Linked DNA regions of Mus musculus: region 2 is linked to region 1. The links are chromatin loops, found by intact Hi-C in ENCODE. Cell type or tissue: gastrocnemius. All regions are shown on one strand. Links, peaks and the distances in the headings refer to the core of each region. The heading gives the core; the rest is flanking DNA.

Evidence for each region. A loop is a pair of places that touch in the nucleus more often than their neighbours do. Peaks named below come from ENCODE experiments on the same cell type or tissue, not always from the same donor. Only the 100,000 strongest peaks of a DNase experiment are listed, where the experiment ranks them.
Region 2: a loop joins it to region 1, with 2.7 times the contacts of the local background. A loop is called at or near these places in 16 of 42 quality-filtered maps.

What each region holds. Positions count from the first base shown.
Region 1 is chr5:109,746,687-109,756,354 of GRCm38, forward strand. It overlaps 4930522L14Rik, which reads right to left. Exons shown (of 3, transcript XM_011249625.2): 2 at 4,909-5,185. Among named protein-coding and RNA genes, the nearest start is that of 4930522L14Rik, 45 kb to the right of the region's middle. In gastrocnemius, for the core only: no CTCF peak of the experiment used is centred there; DNase peaks (open chromatin) are centred at 4,824, 4,973 and 5,304; H3K4me3 peaks cover 1,693 bases; H3K27ac peaks cover 951 bases.
Region 2 is chr5:109,687,177-109,696,844 of GRCm38, forward strand. It overlaps 5430403G16Rik (RIKEN cDNA 5430403G16 gene), which reads right to left and starts at 3,658. Exons shown (of 4, transcript NM_001378588.1): 1 at 3,560-3,658. The coding sequence starts at 3,562. It also overlaps the pseudogene Vmn2r-ps23. In gastrocnemius, for the core only: no CTCF peak of the experiment used is centred there; DNase peaks (open chromatin) are centred at 3,679, 3,938 and 4,239; H3K4me3 peaks cover 1,275 bases; H3K27ac peaks cover 321 bases.

The DNA of each region.
Region 1 (9,668 bases), core at 1,220-9,219:
GAAATGCGTTGACATTGCCTAAGCTGTAATTACATGCCGTTTTTAAGACCAATACAGCACTGACTGTGAGAGTCTTTACAAGTACTTAGTCCTTTAACCATTACTATTGTCTTCATTCCTTTAGCACAACTTCTCCTTGAGACAGCCAGTTTGTCCTCAACAAATGAGCACTGAAGTAATTCTCATATTTAGGGTACCAGGAATACAACTGCAATGAACATGAGAATTCTGATTCTTCTTAAAACTAATTTCAAGTGCATGGAAACTATACTGAGAAAACTGCTGGGATCCATGGCAACCCTGTCATTTTTATAAGAACTACGTACAATGGGGTTGCTTGAGTGTAGGTATTATATCCAAATGTATCAAAATACATATATTAAATGTGTACAGTTTTATATCAACTATAACACAATGTGGCCTTAAATAATTTTAGTTAATATCAATGGAATATCCCGAACTACTGCTATCAGAATTTATTCCTAATACACAACCATGTACTACATTCATATTCAGTGTTCAATACTGGACAATATCGTATTTACACTCTCTTTGTTTTCTCAATTAACTTATACTTAGGGAGATATCATTTATGTGATTCTAATAATGTATTCTGATATACTGTGTCGTTAAAGTATATGCTAAAGTCCTCTTTCTATAGCCTTGTACATTATTTCGCATCAGCTTCAATTTCACACACTTACAACTGTAAACAACACCATTATAGTGATGTTTAAAAAGTGGGGGGGGGATGTTGGGTAGGTTTAATTTGCAGCATAAATTCTAAACAATCTAAAAAAAAAAAAAAAAAAAAAAAAAACTCCTAACAGGATATCTGATTCCAAAGCTACCTGCCAAGGGTAAAAAATCTCAGAATTGTCACTAGGATGATGAAGAAATTGTACACATTTTTGCACAATGTAAATTCCATCTGTACTTATCACAGAGCTACAACAATCAAAAGCTTTACAACATTTGTGAAAAAATAAAGAAATGTAGAGGAAAAAAGCCAAGAAAATAAGCCCCAAATTATAGTCAGGTTTCAATTAAAAGACCTAAGGAAACTCAGCCAGGAAAAATGTGAACATGACTAATATTACCAATGATTGCATGTGTATACAAATGGAATGAACACAGACTTCACAATTCCACAAAAATAACTAAAAGTGATCCCTCACTGTTATATTTCTGACCCTCCAGCCACTACTGACTTCACTTCCAAACAGAGGCTCTAGAGCTCTCTCTGTATGGAGGTGATCAGAAAGCTGGGCTAGGGCACTGCCGCACCTAATACCCACTAGAGATCTCACACAAACCCAGCCCCAATGAGCCCACACACAAACCAAGGTTGAAGAATAATTTAATGTCTGCTTCCTGCCACATGGATTATAGCACATGATGTAGAATCTGCCCTAGCCACCTGCACACCACCATGCACACTTAAGAATCCTCTGCATCTCAGAAACTCCTTGGCGACCCTGGAACTGAATTTCCCTGAATCACTCCAGTCATTGTGACTGGTGATAGTGGAGAGGAAAAAGGATTTTAATCAAAGATGGCCAAAGGAGGATCCCCATAACCTCATCTCTACCAGTTTCTAAACTATTTGTAAAATTTATCACACAAAACTGAATTTGCAATGAAATGTTCAGAACCTCTACAAACCAGATTTTCAGTTTTGAAATTCATCTTCTGCACACCAAAAGCACTGCTTGTGTGTGCACAGTGGGCAGTGAGATTATAAGCAACACAGCTGCCTATGGCCAGAACTGCAGAACCTCCTCCTCCCCAGGAAATCCACACAGAGGCCAAGGCCTTTTGCCCAGGTTACCACATGTACCAAAAGAAACACAGTCTGGTTCACAGTCCATCACAGTCCAATAAGATTGTTTAGTCAACCTATTCTTCCTGGTGGCTGCCACAATCACAATGGCAAGGCTTGTGGTCTCCCTCACAGCTCTCTGATGAACTGCATCAGAGGAGAATTATGGAAAGGACCTGCAAGCTACTCCTCCTGATTCCTAGACTGCCCAGAGGACAGTAGCAGCTCTCCTACTGGAGAAGTAGAGATGAAATGACTCAGACAGCACAGGCCTTCCAGCTCTCCCCTTCCAGCCCACCCTAGGGGCAGACAGAGCCCTAGTATGGTAAGTTTGTATTTTATTAGAATCTTCTACTCTCCCAGGTGGGGAGAGTTCTTGGGACCGCTTCTAGGAAAAAATGGCAAGAATATTTGGCACTGGGCTAGGTCAAGGAAGTAAGCTCAAAAAAAGTACAGCTGAGGAATGTGTTCCTCATATCTTGTCATACCTTGATCATCTTGATAAGACTCTGAATACATCGACCGGGGAACTTTGTTTACTCTCTTTTTCTTACATTTCTACTTTGTTTATGCCTTAGAACTGACCCTACTCTTTGTTTGTATCCAGGCAGTCAAGGTGGGTCAGGGTCTGTTGGCAGATTTCCCAGTCTGATGAGGCATGGAATGATAAGAGGAGGTATACCTGAGGCTCAAGGGAGGTGCCTCTGGAAAAGTACGGATAGTCTGTGTATATTTCAGGAAATTGTTTCTGTTAGCTTGTGGCTTTGCTTTCCAAGGTTCTGTGGGGTATAAAAAGACTATGAAACATAAACTCAAGGCTGGTGGTTGCTGCTGGTGCTGCTGCAGCAGTATTAGCCAGCAGTTCTCCCAAATCTAACTCTTGGCTTTGCATCTTCCTTCTACCTCCTATTTTGTTCCTTGCTCCCCCATCAGAGACTGTTTGACTCATGCTGGGGCGTCCAGTACAAGGACAGAAACTCCACTCAAGGATCTCTTTCTCCTCCGTCCCTGTTTCTCTCCTGTCTGCTGTTAGGGGGTGAAACAGTTGCGGGGGTCACGGAAGGGGGTTAAGGGAGGGGAAAAAGAAGACACCATAAAGTAGCAAAGACCAGCTACACTGATTAAGGCTAAAGAGGAGCCAGACTAGGATGGATTTTGCATTCCACATATGCTGCCACCCTTAAGTCTCTTCTAGGTTCAGGTTCCAGGTTAAGTTTTGAACAACTTAAATACAGACTGGAGACTGTAAGTCTAGCCACTAAGACACATGGGAAATTTGCACAGCAAGCATATTCCAGGATCATTTCTTAAGGACACCAGTGCCCTACCACAGCAGGTTAGTGACAGTGTCCTAAGTGGAAGGTTCCAGATGATGAAAAACATCAGAAAAGGAAAAGTATAAAAGCTGGGGTGGGGAGGTCTTACACAAGCTATGGCTTATGCTAAGTCAGCTTCTTAAGAATACCATCTTGTACACAGTTGACATGAGGGAAAGGGAAGGAGATGGGAGACACCTCTGAAGTCAGCAGAAAGATGAAGAAAGTATGAAGTCTGCAGAAACATCAGACAATGGGACACACTCAGGAGAAGGCTAATCAAACACTGCTGCACAAGTGAAAACTCAATGGTTCTCAAAAACATTTCTGACCAAACGTCTAGTGGCCTTGGAACTGATAACCACAGCCCCATATGGTGGGAAGTTGTGCTCTCAGTATCTGATTCAACCCCTCCCAAAGGCCCTGCCCCAGACCATTCCCAGCTCCCAAGCACATTCCAGGTTTTAGAGAAGGAGCTCTGCAAATGCACCCAAGAGGAGGAGATGTCAGGGAAGAGTCAGACTCGGGGCTGAAATCAAACAATAGAAACAAATAGAACTATATACAGAATCAACAAGACCTGGAGCTGTTTCTTTGAGAAAATCAACTAGATAAACCAGACTCACCAGAGGGCACAGAGACAGTATCCTAATTAATAAAATCAGAAAAATAAAATCAGAAATGTAAAAGGAGGATATAACAGTGAAATATATCTTAAAATAATTATTCTCTTTTAAAAATATTAACAATTGAAAATATTAAAAATGTTCTACAAAACAAAAACAAAAAACGAAGTAAAGGAGCCCTGTTTTCTCTCTATACCCAGGGCCTCAGGGAAAGCTCCCAAGGACTAGGCCCAGGCTGTGAATGGCTCTGCCAAGCTTGTTCCTGGGTTTCAGAAGGAGCTGTGTCCTGCTCCAGACAAGGGGACCTCAGGGAAAGTGTAGCTGGATCAGGCCTACACACAATGCAATGGTTGTGGGTTTTTTGTTTTCTTTTCTTTTCTTTTGTTTTTTTAAGTTTTCAAATGGTTGTCACTAGTGTGGCAGAACTATGCTTTTCTCAAGAAGAAAACTGAACCTTATGGCACAAGAGGCCTTGCTGTTGGTTGTGATCCTGTAATGCCCCATTGAGCTGCTGGTTAGAGGCCTGCTCTTTGATAAGGAGATGGGCCTAGTGTCAGATTATAAATCGTTTGTTTCCTTTGTTATGATTTCTGGACAATGCTGGTGAACAAGCATGTGTATCCTAGCATCCTAACCTCTAACTGCCCTGGCTGGCATAGTACTTATCTGTGAGGTGTGAGGCAGTCCTCCCTCAGCTAAATTCTACTTGGAGTGCCTTACTATTTATTTCCTAAGCTTTACTAAATCCTTTACATCATCAATTCTACTCTTTAACATCACAGCTTGACATTGAATTGCTACCCAGCACAAGAGATGCCTTTTACAACCTCCACAAAATGAACTCCAAATGGATTGTCCACCTTAATCTCAAGTGCTAAGAACAGAACTTGTAGAAAGTCGGACTCTCTGAGTTTGGGATCACGCCAAAGATCTCTCTACACACAAGCCAAATGCTCGGCACAGATGCAGCCCCCACAGTGAAGTTATTCAGACGCTACAGCTGGGTCACGCGAGTGGCTAGGACCTCAGGGGACCTCACAGGTGGCCGCAGATTCCCAAGCAGTTTCGGGAAAGACCCACCCCAGCAGTTTGCGCCGCTCAGACCCCGGTTTCTCCCCATTGTTTTCAGTGACCCTGTACTCACCATGTCGCAACTTCGGAGCTTGACTGAGCACCCTAAACAGCATTCAGTGGCATGACAGAGAGCAGTGAACAGGGGACAAATCAAGTCAGCTCCGCAACTAAGCAAAACAGGCGCCACTGCACCCGGAAAAACCCGCCTTCCTTTTGATTTGCAGTTCCGCCGAGAGACTCTGATTGGCCAACAAGTCTTGAGTGACTGGAGCACCTCCCTTAGGGTTAGAGTGTGCTGAAGGTACGCGGTGTAGAGGTTCTCAGCCCAACAAGCTGCAAGTCCAGACCTGCAGGGATTTCCAATTCTGTAGTATTTGTGTCGATCCTCCAATAGGCTACCGATCTGTCTCCCCGCGCAGCCCCAGGGAGGCCTCACCACTCCCCTGCCATTGCTCTGCCGCTTGCTCCTCCCCTAGGTAGGCAGTGACCCTATGATCGCCAGGGCCTGATGTCAGCCAGAGCTTCCCTCACTCACTAGGTTGTTTGCCTTCTTCCTCCTTGAATCAAGGTAGGGAGCTTGCATAGCCCATTCATTACTCAACCTGCAGGGGATTTATCAATCTGTCCCACAAGCGAAAAGGTGCCCAGAATATTAACAATTAAATTGTGTCATGGGCAAACAATAGTTCTGTTTTCTTGCTGTTGGGATTCAGACCCAGGATCAGAGGCTGATCTGCATATTACTAACACACCAAAGGAGCCATCCACCTGCCTTGAGCAAACTGGGTTTATCTGAAACAGGAACTGGAAATGAATAGGTATTGGGGTGAGAGAAGAATGAAGCCAAGCAAAGGTTCTGATTAAGGCTCAAAGTTTAATAATAAGGTTTGCGTTTATAAAGGGAAAACCTACAAAACCCATCCCCCTCTTCAGCTGCAGTATGTTGTAGAGCAATGTCAGTGCAGGCAGCCAAAACAGCTAAGTTCCCATGAGAACCTGCACCTCAACAAAGACAGATGTCTCTGTCCTGGGTTGTCATGGCGAATGTTCAAGGTCTGCTTAGTCTGCCCAAGGCTGGGAAGGTTAGAGCTGGGCCTCCAGGTTCTCCCAGCACTCCTCAGTCTCCACCTGTTACAGGGCAAGGTTGACAGACCCCACCTTGTACCTTGAACTCCCAGCCCAGCGGCCAGGCTTTCCCTTCCTAGAAGCCCTTTCTACATAATCCAGACATTTTGTACTCTTTGTCTCTCTGTTTCTCTGTCTCGATCTCTCTCCCCTTTCTTCCCTCTCCAGTCTTTCTCCCTCCTTCTCCCTCCACTTCCCCTCCCAATCCCTACTCCCCTGCATTTTTCTCTCCCAGCTAGCCTTGCTGGCTTTTTCTCCCCACCTCTGCTCCTTATTCTCCCACCCCATAACTTCTCTGACCTCCTTGGGACCAGTGAACTCTCTACTTCCTTGGGATCAGTGAATCCTCTAGAGAGCTACCCCTAATAAACCGGAAAATACTCTAATTTCACTTGGGTCGTGTCCTTCAGGCTGGGCTTAGGTAAAGTGCAGCTAGTTTTCAGCTGGTAGGTATGTGAACCCTGGGAGACAAACAGGAACCAGATAACAAACCTGTGGAGCACTGCTGTTAGCCAGCACACCTTCCTCCGTGGGAAGGTGAACACACATTCGCACATAGAACTGTATTAGTGAAGGTTCTCTAGATGAACAGACCTGATAGGAGGAATCTAGGTATGTACAAAGTGGATTTATTGGAATATTTCACAGGCTGTAGTCCAACTAGTCCAACGATGGCTAACTTAGCACGTGTAGGAGTAGGAAACCTAGATGTGAACGTATCCAGACTCCTTCAATAAAATCCCAGTGCTTCCTTTCTTGAAGGAAATCTCTGCCTTGGAATTGACTCCTATTCTCACCTTGCTGACCGGGGAGGGGGGCGGCATCTTTCTCAGTTCTTTCATCTTGTCCTGCATTTAGGCTTTTCCTATAGTCAAACTGACTACATGTGGAATTAACTAAAACTGAAAGATTTTGGGTACTGAGGAGGGTTTTTTTTATTATAGCTTTTTGAACTGTGAAAACACTTCTTTAATTTGGATTTTTTTTTTGAGGTGATAAGACCCCCCTTTACTCTAGGCCACAGCTTCTGGTGGCAGCCTACATAGAGAAAGGACACTGAAGATGGGAGCTGGTTCTCTTTGTCTACTTACCTTACATCTGGCTAACAACTTCCTTCCTTCCTTTTCTCCTGCTTCTTCTTCTTCTTCTTCTTCTTTTTTTTTTTTTTTTTTTTTTGTGTTTGAGACAGGGTTTCTCTGTGTAGCCTTGGCTGTCCTGGAACTCACTCTGTAGACCAGGCTGGCCTCGAACTCAGAAATCCACATGCCTCTGCCTCCCAAGTGCTGGGATTAAAGGCGTGCCACCACTGCCTGCTTGCTTTCTTTCTTCTCTCTCTCTCTCTCTCTCTCTCTCTCTTTCTTTCTTTCTTTCATTCTTTCTTTTCCTGGCATTAAAAATCCAACTTCATTGAAACTCCAGTATATACTGAAGACTGAGACATCCAACCACATTTACTGAACCACACTGGATTCTTCAACTTTCCATTGGTAGACAGCTGCTGTTAGACTGTGAGATATTAAGATAAATTCACTTTCAACATGCATACAGAGATTCATTCTATCAGTTCTGTTCATCAAGCGAATCTTTACTAAAATAGCTGTGTGTGTGCACAGGTTTTTGTTTTTCATCCTTCCCACTGAGAAAGATGTGCCAGCTAACAATAGTGCTCCACAGTGTTTGTCATTTGTTTCCTGCTTTTCTCCCAGCTTGTCTCAGACCTACCAGGGGAAAAGTAGCTGTAGTTTGCCTGAACCCAGCATGAAGGCACAAAACAAAACTCTTGTTTCCTAAAACCCCTCTGTAATTGATAATATTCTGGGCACCCTTCTCCTGTGAGACAGATTAATAACGCCACTACAACTTGAGTACTGGGCTATGCAAGCCATCTACCTTGATTCCCAGAGGAAGAAGTGTCTATTAAGTGCAGGGAGGGGAGCTCAGGCAACCTCTGAAGTCTCCACCTGGTAACACAAGGCCACTGCACACAAAGGGGAGAAGCAGGCAACTAACTGAGCAGTGGAAGCTGGAGTGTTGAGTCCTCCCTGTGGCTGGGTGAGAAGACAGATGGGTGGACAGTTGGAGGGCAGTCACAAGTGCTACTGAAAAGCAAATCTCTGTAGAGAAAGAAAAGGTCTGACTTGGTCAGGAAACACTATGCTGTGTCCCTTCAGCACACTCTAACTCTAAGGGAGGTGTTCAAGACTCACTGGCTAGTCAGGGCCTCCAGGCAGACCTGCCAGGCAGACTAGGTGTGGTGTTCTCCTGGATGCCATGTTGCAGGTTCAGTCCTGTGGCTGAGTAGGCTTGAATGGTACTGTGAGAGATGCCCTGAATGCTGATGTTGGGTGATGGGAAGTGAGTTCAGGCAAGCTCTGAAATTGGGGAGTGGTTAGCACACACTCACTGTCCACAGTCGGGAAGAGCAGCTGGGTAGGCATGGGGAGCTGGTGTGTTGGGTCCTCCCTGGGGCTGGGTGGGAAACTGGTGAGTTGTGGCTGCCTGGGAGGTCTTTTGTGGTTCTAACAATTCTCAGGAACCAGAGGTGGCCTCTGAATAACTTCACTTATTGGGGGCTGAGTCTGTACAAAGCATTTCCATCAGCGGCTCGTGTGTAGAAACATCCTTGACAGGATACCAACCTAGAGAGGCCTAGTTTCTCTAGTGTCTTTTAAAAGTTCTGTGCTTAGCATTTGACATTTAGGTGTAAGATCCATTTGGAGTTAATTTGTGGAGGTTGTAAAAGGCATCTCATGTATTGGGTAGCAATCCAATCTTAAACTCTGATGTGGAAGAGTATAATCAGTGATGGAAAGGATTTACCAATTCTTAGGAGATGGTAAGGTAGAATTTAGATGAGGGAGAACTGCCTCTAGAACATCCCACAGGTAAGTAGTATGCTAACCAAGCCTGTTAGAGATTAAGATACTAGGATACAGATGTTTGTTCACCAGGACTGTTCCTAAATTTGGCTCTAAATCATGATAAAGGATATACCCCTTATTTACAACCAGCTACCAGGCCAATCCTCATATTAAAGAGCAGGCCTCTAACAAGCTGCTCAATGGGACATTACAGGATCACAAGCAACAGTAAGGCTTGGTGAGCCATAAAGGTCTAATTTTCTTGAGAAATGCATAGTTCTGCCACATGGGCAAGATCACACTGGTCTTGAAAGTCTATGAAAAAAAGACAAAACTGTTGTGTTGAGGGCTGGCCTAATCAAGCATACTTTTCTCTGAGGCCCTCATATATGATGAATGATAGCTTTTTCTCAAACCCAGGAACAAGCTTGGCAGAACCAGTAACAATCTGGGGCCCAGGCCTTGGGAGCTTTCCCTAAGGCCCTTGTCAGGAGCCATAATGGGACAAGCTAATAACTAGCAGGCTGATGCTGGCTGCTGGGGATTATTATATAATCTGGGACATGTGCATCCTTATTAATCAAGGCTGTGAGGGACTCATTTTAGGAAAGATGCCTGCTATTAATATGCTTTTCCATTTATTATTAAAGGTATACAACAATTACTAAGTAGTAGCACACCCCTCAGGAGCAGATCTTTGCAGATCCACGAAGATGGACTCTCTCTCTCTTTTTTTTATTTAAGAAAAGTTTTACTAATGTGTTTATATCTTGGCGACATTATTTCAACAAGTTTTAAAGGCAGACAGACTAGAATAGGCTTTAAAGGAACAAATGAGGGTTAT
Region 2 (9,668 bases), core at 453-8,452, 60 kb before region 1:
CCAAGGTTGAGGAATAATTTAATGTCTGCGTCCTGCCACATGGATTATAGCACATGATTTAGAATCTGCCCTAGCCACCTGCACACCACCATGCACACTTAAGAATCCTCTGCATCTCAGAAACTCCTTGGCGACCCTGGAACTGAATTTCCCTGAATCACTCCAGTCATTGTGACTGGTGATAGTGGAGAGGAAAAAGGATTTTAATCAAAGATGGCCAAAGGAGGATCCCCATAACCTCATCTCTACCAGTTTCTAAACTATTTGTAAAATTTATCACACAAAACTGAATTTGCAATGAAATGTTCAGAACCTCTACAAACCAGATTTTCAGTTTTGAAATTCATCTTCTCATAACAAAAGCACTGCTTGTGTGTGCATAGCGGGCAGTGAGATTATAAGCAACACAGCTTCCTATGGCCAGAGCTGCAGAACCTCCTCCTCCCCAGGAAATGCACACAGAGGCCAAGGCCTTTTGCCCAGGTTACCACATGTACCAAAAGAAACACAGTCTGTTTCACAGTCCATCACAGTCCAATAAGATTGTTTAGCCAACTTGTTCTTCCTGGTGGCTGTCACAATCACAATGGCATGGCTTGTGGTCTCCCTCACAGCTCTCTGATGAACTGCATCAGAGGAGAATTATGGAAAGAACCTGCAAGCTACTCCTCCTGATTGCTAGGCTGCCCAGAAGACAGTAGCAGCTCTCCTACTGGAGAAGTAGAGATGAAATGACTCAGACAGCACAGGCCTTCCAGCTCTCCCCTTCCAGCCCACCCTAGGGGCAGACAGAGCCCTAGTATAGTAAGTTTGTATTTTATTAGAATCTTCTACTCTCCCAGGTGGGGAGAGTTCTTGGGACCGCTTCTAGGAAAAAATGGCAAGAATATTTGACACTGGGCTAGGTCAAGGAAGTAAGCTCAAAAAAAGTACAGCTGAGGAATGTGTTCCTCATATCTTGTCATACCTTGATCATCTTGATAAGACTCTGAATACAGCAACCGGGGAACTTTGTTTACACCCTTTTTCTTACATTTCTACTTTGTTTATGCCTTAAAACTGACCCTACTCTTTGTTTGTACCCAGGCAGTCAAGGTGGGTCAGGGTCTGTTGGCAGATTTCCCAGTCTGATGAGTCATGGAATGATAAGAGGAGGTATACCTGAGGCTCAAGGGAGGTGCCTCTGGAAAAGAACCGATAGTCTGTGTATATTTCGGGAGATTGTTTCTGTTAGCTTGTGGCTTTGCTTTCCAAGGTTCTGTGGGGTATAAAAAGACTATGAAAAATAAACTCAAGGCTGGTGGTTGCTGCTGGTGCTCCTGCTGAAGTATTAACCAGCAGTTCTCCCAAATCTAATTCTTGGCTTTGCATCTTCCTTCTACCTCCTATTTTGTTCCTTGCTCCCTCATCAGAGACTGTTTGACTCATGCTGGGGGATCCAGTACAAGGACAGAAACTCGACTCAAGGACCTCTTTCTCCTCCATCCCTGTTTCTCTCCTGTCTGCTGTTAAGGGGTGAAACAGTTGCGGGGGGGTCACGGAAGGGGATTAAGGGAGGGGAAAAAGAAGAAACCATAAAGTAGCAAAGACCAGCTACACTGATTAAGGGTAAAGAGGAACCAGACTAGGATGGATTTTGCCTTCCACATATGCTGCCACCCTTAAGTCTCTTCTAGGTTCAGGTTCCAGGTTAAGTTTTGAACAACTTAAATACAGACTGGAGACTGCAAGTCTAGCCACTAAGACACATGGGAAATTTGCACAGCAAGCATATTCCAGGATCATTTCTTAAGGACACCAGTGCCCTAACACAGCAGGTTAGTGACAGCGTCCTAAGTGGAAGGTTCCAGATGATGAAAAACATCGGAAAAGGAAAAGGTAGAGAGTATAAAAGCTGGGGTGGGGAGGTCTTACACAAGCTATGGCTTATGCTAAGTCAGCTTCTTAAGAATACCATCTTGTACACGATTGACATGAGGGAAAAGGAAGGAGATGGGAGACACCTCTGAAGTCAGCAGAAAGATGAAGAAAGTATGAAGTCCACAGAAACATCAGACAATTGGACACACTCAGGAGAAAGCTAATCAAACACTGCTGCACAAGGGACAACTCAGTGTTTCTAAAAAACATTTCTGACCAAGCCTCTAGTGGCCTTGGAACTGATAACCACAGCCCCATATGGTGGGAAGTTGTGCTCTCAGAATCTGATTCAACCCCTCCCAAAGGCCCTGCCCCAGACCATTACCAGCTCCCAGGCACATTCCTGAATTTAGAGAAGGAGCTCTGCAAATGCACCCAAGAGGAGGAGATGTCAGGAAAGAATCAGACTCCGGGGTGAAATCAAGCAGTAGAAAGAAAAATAACTATATACAGAATCAACAAGACCAGGAGCTGTTTCTTTGAGAAAATCAACTAGATAAACCAGACTAACCAGAGGACACAGAGACAGTATCCTAATTAATAAAATCAGAAATGAAAAGGAGGATATAACAGTGAAGTATATCTTAAAATAATTATTCTCTTTTAAAAATATTAACAATTGAAAATATTGAAAATGTTCTACAAAACAAAAAAAAAAACAAAAAACAAAAAAAAAACGAAGTCAAGGAGCCCTGTTTTCTCTATACCCAGGGCCTCAGGGAAAGCTCCCAAGGACTAGGCCCAGGCTGTGAATGGCTCTGCCAAGCATGTTGTTGGGTTTCAGAAGGAGCTGTGGCCTGCTCCAGACATGGGGACCTCAGGGAAAGTGTAGCTGGATCAGGCCTGCACTCAATGCAATGGTTGTGGGCTTTTTGTTTTGTTCTTTTAAGTTTTCAAATGGTTGTCACTAGATGCCATCTAGCCAGTGTGGCAGAACTATGTTTTTCTCAAGAAGAAAACTGAACCTTATGGCACAAGAGGCCTTGCTGTTGGTTATGATCCTGTAATGCCCCATTGAGCTGCTAGTTAGAGGCCTGCTCTTTGATAAGGAGATGGGCCTAGTGGCAGATTATAAATCGTTTGTTTCCTTTGTTATGATTTCTGGACAATGCTGGTGAACAAGCATGTGTATCCTAGCATCCTAACCTCTAACTGCCCTGGTTGGCATAGTACTTATCTGTGAGGTGTGAGGCAGTCCTCCCTCAGCTAAATTCTACTTGGTGTGCCTTACTATTTCCTAAGCTTTACTAAATCCTTTACATCATCAATTCTACTCTTTAACATCACAGCTTGACATTGAATTGCTACCCAGCACAAGAGATGCCTTTTACAACCTCCACAAAATGAACTCCAAATGGATTGTCCACCTTAATCTCAAGTGCTAAGAACAGAACTTGTAGAAAGTTGGACTCTCTGAGTATGGGATCACGCCAAAGATCTCTCTACACACAAGCCAAATGCTCAGCACAGATGCAGCCCCCACGGGGAAGTTATTCAGACGCTACAGCTGGGACCCGCGAGTGGCTAGGACCACAGGGGACCTCACAGGTGGCCGCGGATTCCCACGCAGCGCAGGGAAAGACCCACACTAGCAGCTCGCGCTGCTTCTCCCCATTGTTTTCAGTGACCCTGTGCTCACCATGTCGCAACTTCGGAGCTTGCCTGAGCACCCTAAACAGCATTCAGCCTCAGGACGGAGAGCACAGAACAGGGGACCAATCAAGTAGGCTCAGCAACTAAGCGAAACAGGCTCCAATGCACCCGGAAAAACCCGCCTTCCTTTTGATTTGCAGGTCCGCCGAGAGACTCTGATTGGCCAACAAGTCTTGAGTGACTGGAGCACCTCCCTTAGGGTTAGAGTGTGCTGAAGGTACGCGGTGTAGAGGTTCTCAGCCCAACAAGCTGCAAGTCCAGACCTGCAGGGATTTCCAATTCTGTAGTATTTGTGTCGATCCTCCAATAGGCTACCGATCTGTCTCCCCGCGCAGCCCCATGGAGGAACCATCAGTCCCCTGCCACTACTCTGCCGCTGGCTCCTCCCCTAGGTAGGCAGTAACCCTGTGATCGCCAGGGCCTGATGTCAGCCAGAGCTTCCCTCACTCACTAGGTTGTTTGCCTTCTTCCTCCTTAAATCAAGGTAGGGAGCTTGCATAGCCCATTCATTACTCAACCTGCAGGGGATTTATCAATCTGTCCCACAAGCGAAAAGGTGCCCAGAATATTAACAATTAAATTGTGTCATGGGCAAAGAATAGTTCTGTATTCTTGCTGTTGGGATTGAGACCCAGGAACAGAGGCTGATCTGCATATTATTAACATACCAAAGGAGCCATCCACCTGCCATGGGCAAACTGGGTTTACCTGAAACCTGTGGAAATGAATAGGTATTGGGGTGAGAGAAGAATGAAGCCAAGCAAAGGTTCTGATCAAGGCTCAAAATTTAATAATAAGGTTTGCGTTTATAAAGGGAAAACCTACAAAATCCATCCCCCTCTTCAGCTGCAGTATGTTGTAGAGCAATGTCAGTGCAGGCAGCCAAAACAGCTAAGTTCCCATGAGAACCTGCACCTCAACAAAGACAGATGTCTCTGTCCTGGGTTGTCATGGCGAATGTTCAAGGTCTGCTTAGTCTGCGCAAGGCTGGGAAGGTTAGAGCTGGGCCTCCAGGTTCTCCCAGCACTCCTCAGTCTCCACCTGTTACAGGGCAAGGTTGACAGACCCCACCTTGTACCTTGAACTCCCAGCCCAGCGGCCAGGCTTTCCCTTCCTAGAAGCCCTTCCTATATAATCCAGACATTTTGTACTCTTTGTGTCTCTGTTTCTCTGTCTCCATCTCTCTCCCCTTTCTTCCCTCTCCAGTCTTTCTCCCTCCTTCTCCCTCCACTTCCCCTCCCAATCCCTACTCCCCTGCATTTTTCTCTCCCAGCTTGCCTTGCTGGCTTTTTCTCCCCACCTCTGCTCCTTATTCTCCCATCCCATAACTTCTCTGACCTCCTTGGGACCAGTGAACTCTCTGCTGCCTTGGGATCAGTGAATCCTCTAGAGAGCTACCCCTAATAACCGGAAAATACTCTAATTTCACTTCAGTTGAGTCCTTCACGCTGGGCTTAGGTAAAGTGCAGCTAGTTTTCAGCTGGTAGGTATGTGAACCCTGGGAGACAAACAGGAACCAGATGACAAACCCTGTGGAGCACTGCTGTTAGCCAGCACACCTTCCTCCGTGGGAAGCTGAACACACATTCGCACATAGAACTGTATTAGTGAAGGTTCTCTAGATGAACAGACCTGATAGGAGGAATCTAGGTATGTACAAAGTGGATTTATTGGAATATTTCACAGGCTGTAGTCCAACTAGTCCAACGATGGCTAACTTAGCACGTGTAGGAGTAGGAAACCTAGATGTGAACGTATCCAGACTCCCTCAATAAAATCCCAGTGCTTCCTTTCTTGAAGGAAATCACTGCCTTGGAATTGACTCCTATTCTCACCTTGCTGACCACGGGGGTGGGGGTGGGGGGGACATCTGTCTCCATTCTTTCATTGAGGCTTTTCCTATAGTCAAACTGACTACATGTGGAATTAACTAAACCTGAAAGAGTTTGGGTACTGGGGTGGGTTTTTTTGTTTGGTTTGGTTTTGTTTTGTTTATAGCTTTCGAACTGTGAAAACCCTTCTTTAATCTGGATTTTTTTGAGGTGATAAGACCCCCCTTTACTCTAGGCCACAGCTTCTGTCGGCACCCTACATAGAGAAAGGACACTGAAGATGGGAGCGGGTTCTCTTTGTCTACCTACCTTACATCTGGCTAACAACTTCCCAACTTCCTTCTGTCCTTCCTTTCTTTATTCTTCTTCTTTTGTGTGTGTGTGTGTGTGTGTGTGTGTGTGTGTGTGTGTGTGTGTGTGTGTGTTTGAGAAAGGGTTTCTCTGTGTAGCCTTGGCTGTCCTGGAACTCACTCTGTAGAACAGGCTGGCCTTGAACTCAGAAATCCACCTACCTCTACCTCCCAAGTGCTGGGATTAAAGGCATGTGCCACCACTGCCTGCTTCCTTCCTTCCTTCCTTCCTTCCTTCCTTCCTTCCTTCCTTCCTTCCTTCCTTCCTTCCTTCCTTTCTTTCTTTCTTTCTTTCTTTCTTTCTTTCTTTCTTTCTTTCTTTCTTTCTTTCTTTTCCTGGCATTAAAAAGCCAACTTCACTGAAACTCCAGTATATACTGAAGACTGAGACATCCAACCACATTTACTGAACCACACTGGATTATTCAACTTTCCATTGGTAGACAGCCACTGTTAGACTGTGAGAAATTAAGATAAATTCACTTTCAACATGCATACAGAGATTCATTCTATCAGTTCTGTTCATCAAGCGAATCTTTACTAAAATAGCTGTGTGTGTGCACAGGTTTTTGTTTTTCATCCTTCCCACTGAGAAAGATGTGCCAGCTAACAATAGTGCTCCACAGTGTTTGTCATTTGTTTCCTGCTTTTCTCCCAGCTTGTCTCAGACCTACCAGGGGAAAAGTAGCTGTAGTTTGCCTGAACCCAGCATGAAGGCACAAAACAAAACTCTTGTTTCCTGTTAGCTGGCATTTGACATTTAGATGTAAGATCCATTTGGAGTTAATTTGTGGAGGTTGTAAAAGGCATCTAGTGTGTTGGGTAGCAATCCAATCTTAAACTCTGATGTGGAAGAGTATAATCAGTGATGGAAAGGATTTACCAGTGCTTAGGAGATGGTAAGGTAGAATTTAGATGAGGGAGAACTGCCTCTAGAACATCCCACAGGTAAGTAGTATGCTAACCAAGCCTGTTAGAGATTAAGATACTAGGATACAGATGTTTGTTCACCAGTACTGTACAGAAATTTGGCTCTAAACCATGATAAAGAAAACACTCTTTATTTACAACCAGCCACCAGGCCAATCCTCATATTAAAGAGCAGGCCTCTAACAAGCTGCTCAATGGGATATTACAGGATCACAAGCAACAGTAAGGCCTGGTGAGCCATAAAGGTCTAATTTACTTGAGAAATGCATAGTTCTGACACATGGGAAGATCACACTGGTCTTGAAAGTCTATGAAAAAGAGACAAAACTGTTGTGTTGAGGGCTGGCCTTATCAAGCATACCTTTCTCTGAGGCCCTCATATATGATGAATGATAGCTTTTTCTCAAACCCAGGAACAAGCTTGGCAGAACCAGTAACAACCTGGGTCCTAGGCCTTGGGAGCTTTCCCTAAGGCCCTTGTCAGGAGCCATAATGGGACAAGCTAATAACTAGCAGGTGATCATCCTGACACTGGCTGCTGCGGATTATTATATAATCTGGGAGACGTGCATCCTTATTAATCAAGGATGTGAGGGACTCATTTTAGGAAATATTTCTGCTATTAATATGCTTTTCCATTTATTATTAAAGGTATATAACAATTACTAAGTAGTAGCACACCCCTCAGGAGCAGATCTCTGCAGATCCACGGAGATGCACTCTCTTGTAGTGATGTCATATAGACAACTAGATGACTTAAGTCTTAATGATGATCCCATAAGAAGTCCTAAAATTATGTCTCTCAAGTGTCACCAGTTAATTGCTCTTAGATGGCAACCAGACGTTCTCCTACTCAGAGTACATTCCAAGAGGTTGTAATATAATTAACTAAAGGTCATAAAAAAAGAACTAATGATTTATTATAGGTGCTAGGACAGAAGATAAAGTATTGACTGGGTTTATCTATACAGAACTTCACTTATAACTTAGTCATGGTTTTAAACCTTCATTGAGCCTGTGGAGATGAGACAATTGATGGATGCTTGCTAGGTAATTACTCCTAATGAATATGCATGTAAACATTCTCTGTTGTAAACTTCTATTTCAGTTTATGATTTGATTTTTTCTGCGAACTTGTGATAAACTTTGTAACATGTGATCATGTACTCTGATAAGTACTGAGGACAGAGAGATGAGAAAAGAAAAAGAAAGAAGAATTTTTGCCCTTCTGCACTTAGACTAGAATTTTTTGCCTGTCCCCACTTTGAGAATTGTTCACTTTCCCCAATTAGGATCTTTTTGATTTTCCTCTTAGATAACTTTCATAGGAAACTTTTTACAACTTAGTAATAAATGTTATAATAGCTTTTCTAAGTGTCCCTCCCTTTTTCTTTGAGATTTTTGGAATAGCAGGCTGAAAGTTAGAGCCCAGCAGTTCCTGCTGACATAGAGCAAAGTCCACATTGCTTAATCCTCCCCTGTTAGGCTACCTCAGCCAGCAGTCTTTTACCCTCAGAAAGAGCAAGAAAGATTTTAGGACTTTTTAGACATCATCAGTAGCATTTCAGTACAGTTAGAGAGCTGGAAAGCCCCAAGACCCTAAGTCTTTAAAGCCATTACCAGACTCCTATTCTGTAACTCCACTACTACCCCACCCCAGGTTGGGAGGCTCCTGGCAGACCCTGATGTACTGAGAAACAAATGGAGCTCCTTCTTTAAAGCCAGGAATATGCTTATGAGAGCTGATAATGGTCTGGGGTCAGGGACATTGGGGAGGGGTGGCTTCAGATTTTGAAAATACAGTTCTTCCCACCACCTGGGGCTGTGGTTTTCAGTCCTAAATCCATTGTAGGCTTAGTCAGTATGTTTTTAAGATGCCTTGAGTATCGCCTCCTGAGTTTGTCCCATTGTGTGAGAGTTTCTGATGACTTCATAGAAGTTTCCCATTTCTTTCTGTTTTCCACTGTAAGTAGTACACAAGGTTCTACTGTTAGGAAGCTTACTTGGTATAAGACAACTTCTGCAAGGCCTCCCCACCCCAGCTTCTATACTTTCTACCTTATAATTTTTCCTGTCTTTTTCATCCTCTGGGACTTTGTACTTAGGGACCTGTCACTGATGTTGATTCATATCAGTATTATAAAAGCCCCATCACTGTAAAAGCCCCAATAGTTTTCCTTCCTCCTTCCCATCTCCTGCTAGGTCAACTACTCCTTAACCTTATTTTGCACTATAATGCTCAATTTTGGCAAGCCAAAAATACATGTCCAGCCAGAAATACCCTGTGGACATGAGCACATACCCAGCTGGTAGCAGGTTATTCAGTTTTGCAAGGTGACACAAATTAAACTTTTGTGGGTATAAGTCCATTCATCAACTAGCACCCCTCTGTCAGAATACTTGTTTAATTGTACATACAGATGTGTTCATTATACCAAGCAACCTTTCCTGATAAGCACCTACCAATTTGATACCATCTCTCTAAGAACCATTTTTAAGTCTGTATTGATCAGACACAGCTTCCCTATTTTAAGTCTCTGTTTATCAGACATAGCTTCCTCAGAACAGTTATGCAAGCAGGACCCATAGGTTTACTCAGTGTGACTGTAGCTGTTTCTCTAGGGATATGATTACGTGTCCCAAAATACTCAGGAATAATGGTCACATCTGGAGGATCAACATAGGCAAAGAGAGGCAAAGAGGGTTTTACTCCTTGAAAGAGTATTGAGAAAACTCACAGAATCATTCATAGAGCTTTCAGCCTACATGATTGCAGCCTTTCCCATGATCAACAAGGTGAAAGTAAACATTGCTATGAGTATTAACATAAGCATAGCAAAAGCAAGGAGAGCTTGTAGCACATGTGATCTAGATAATAAGCATATAAGCCACCGAATTCACCCCAGGTCTTTGCCAAGTGGGAAGGGATTTTCATGGGCCTTGCCACAGGAGAGTCCTATCAGTGAAGCATTCATATGCTCTT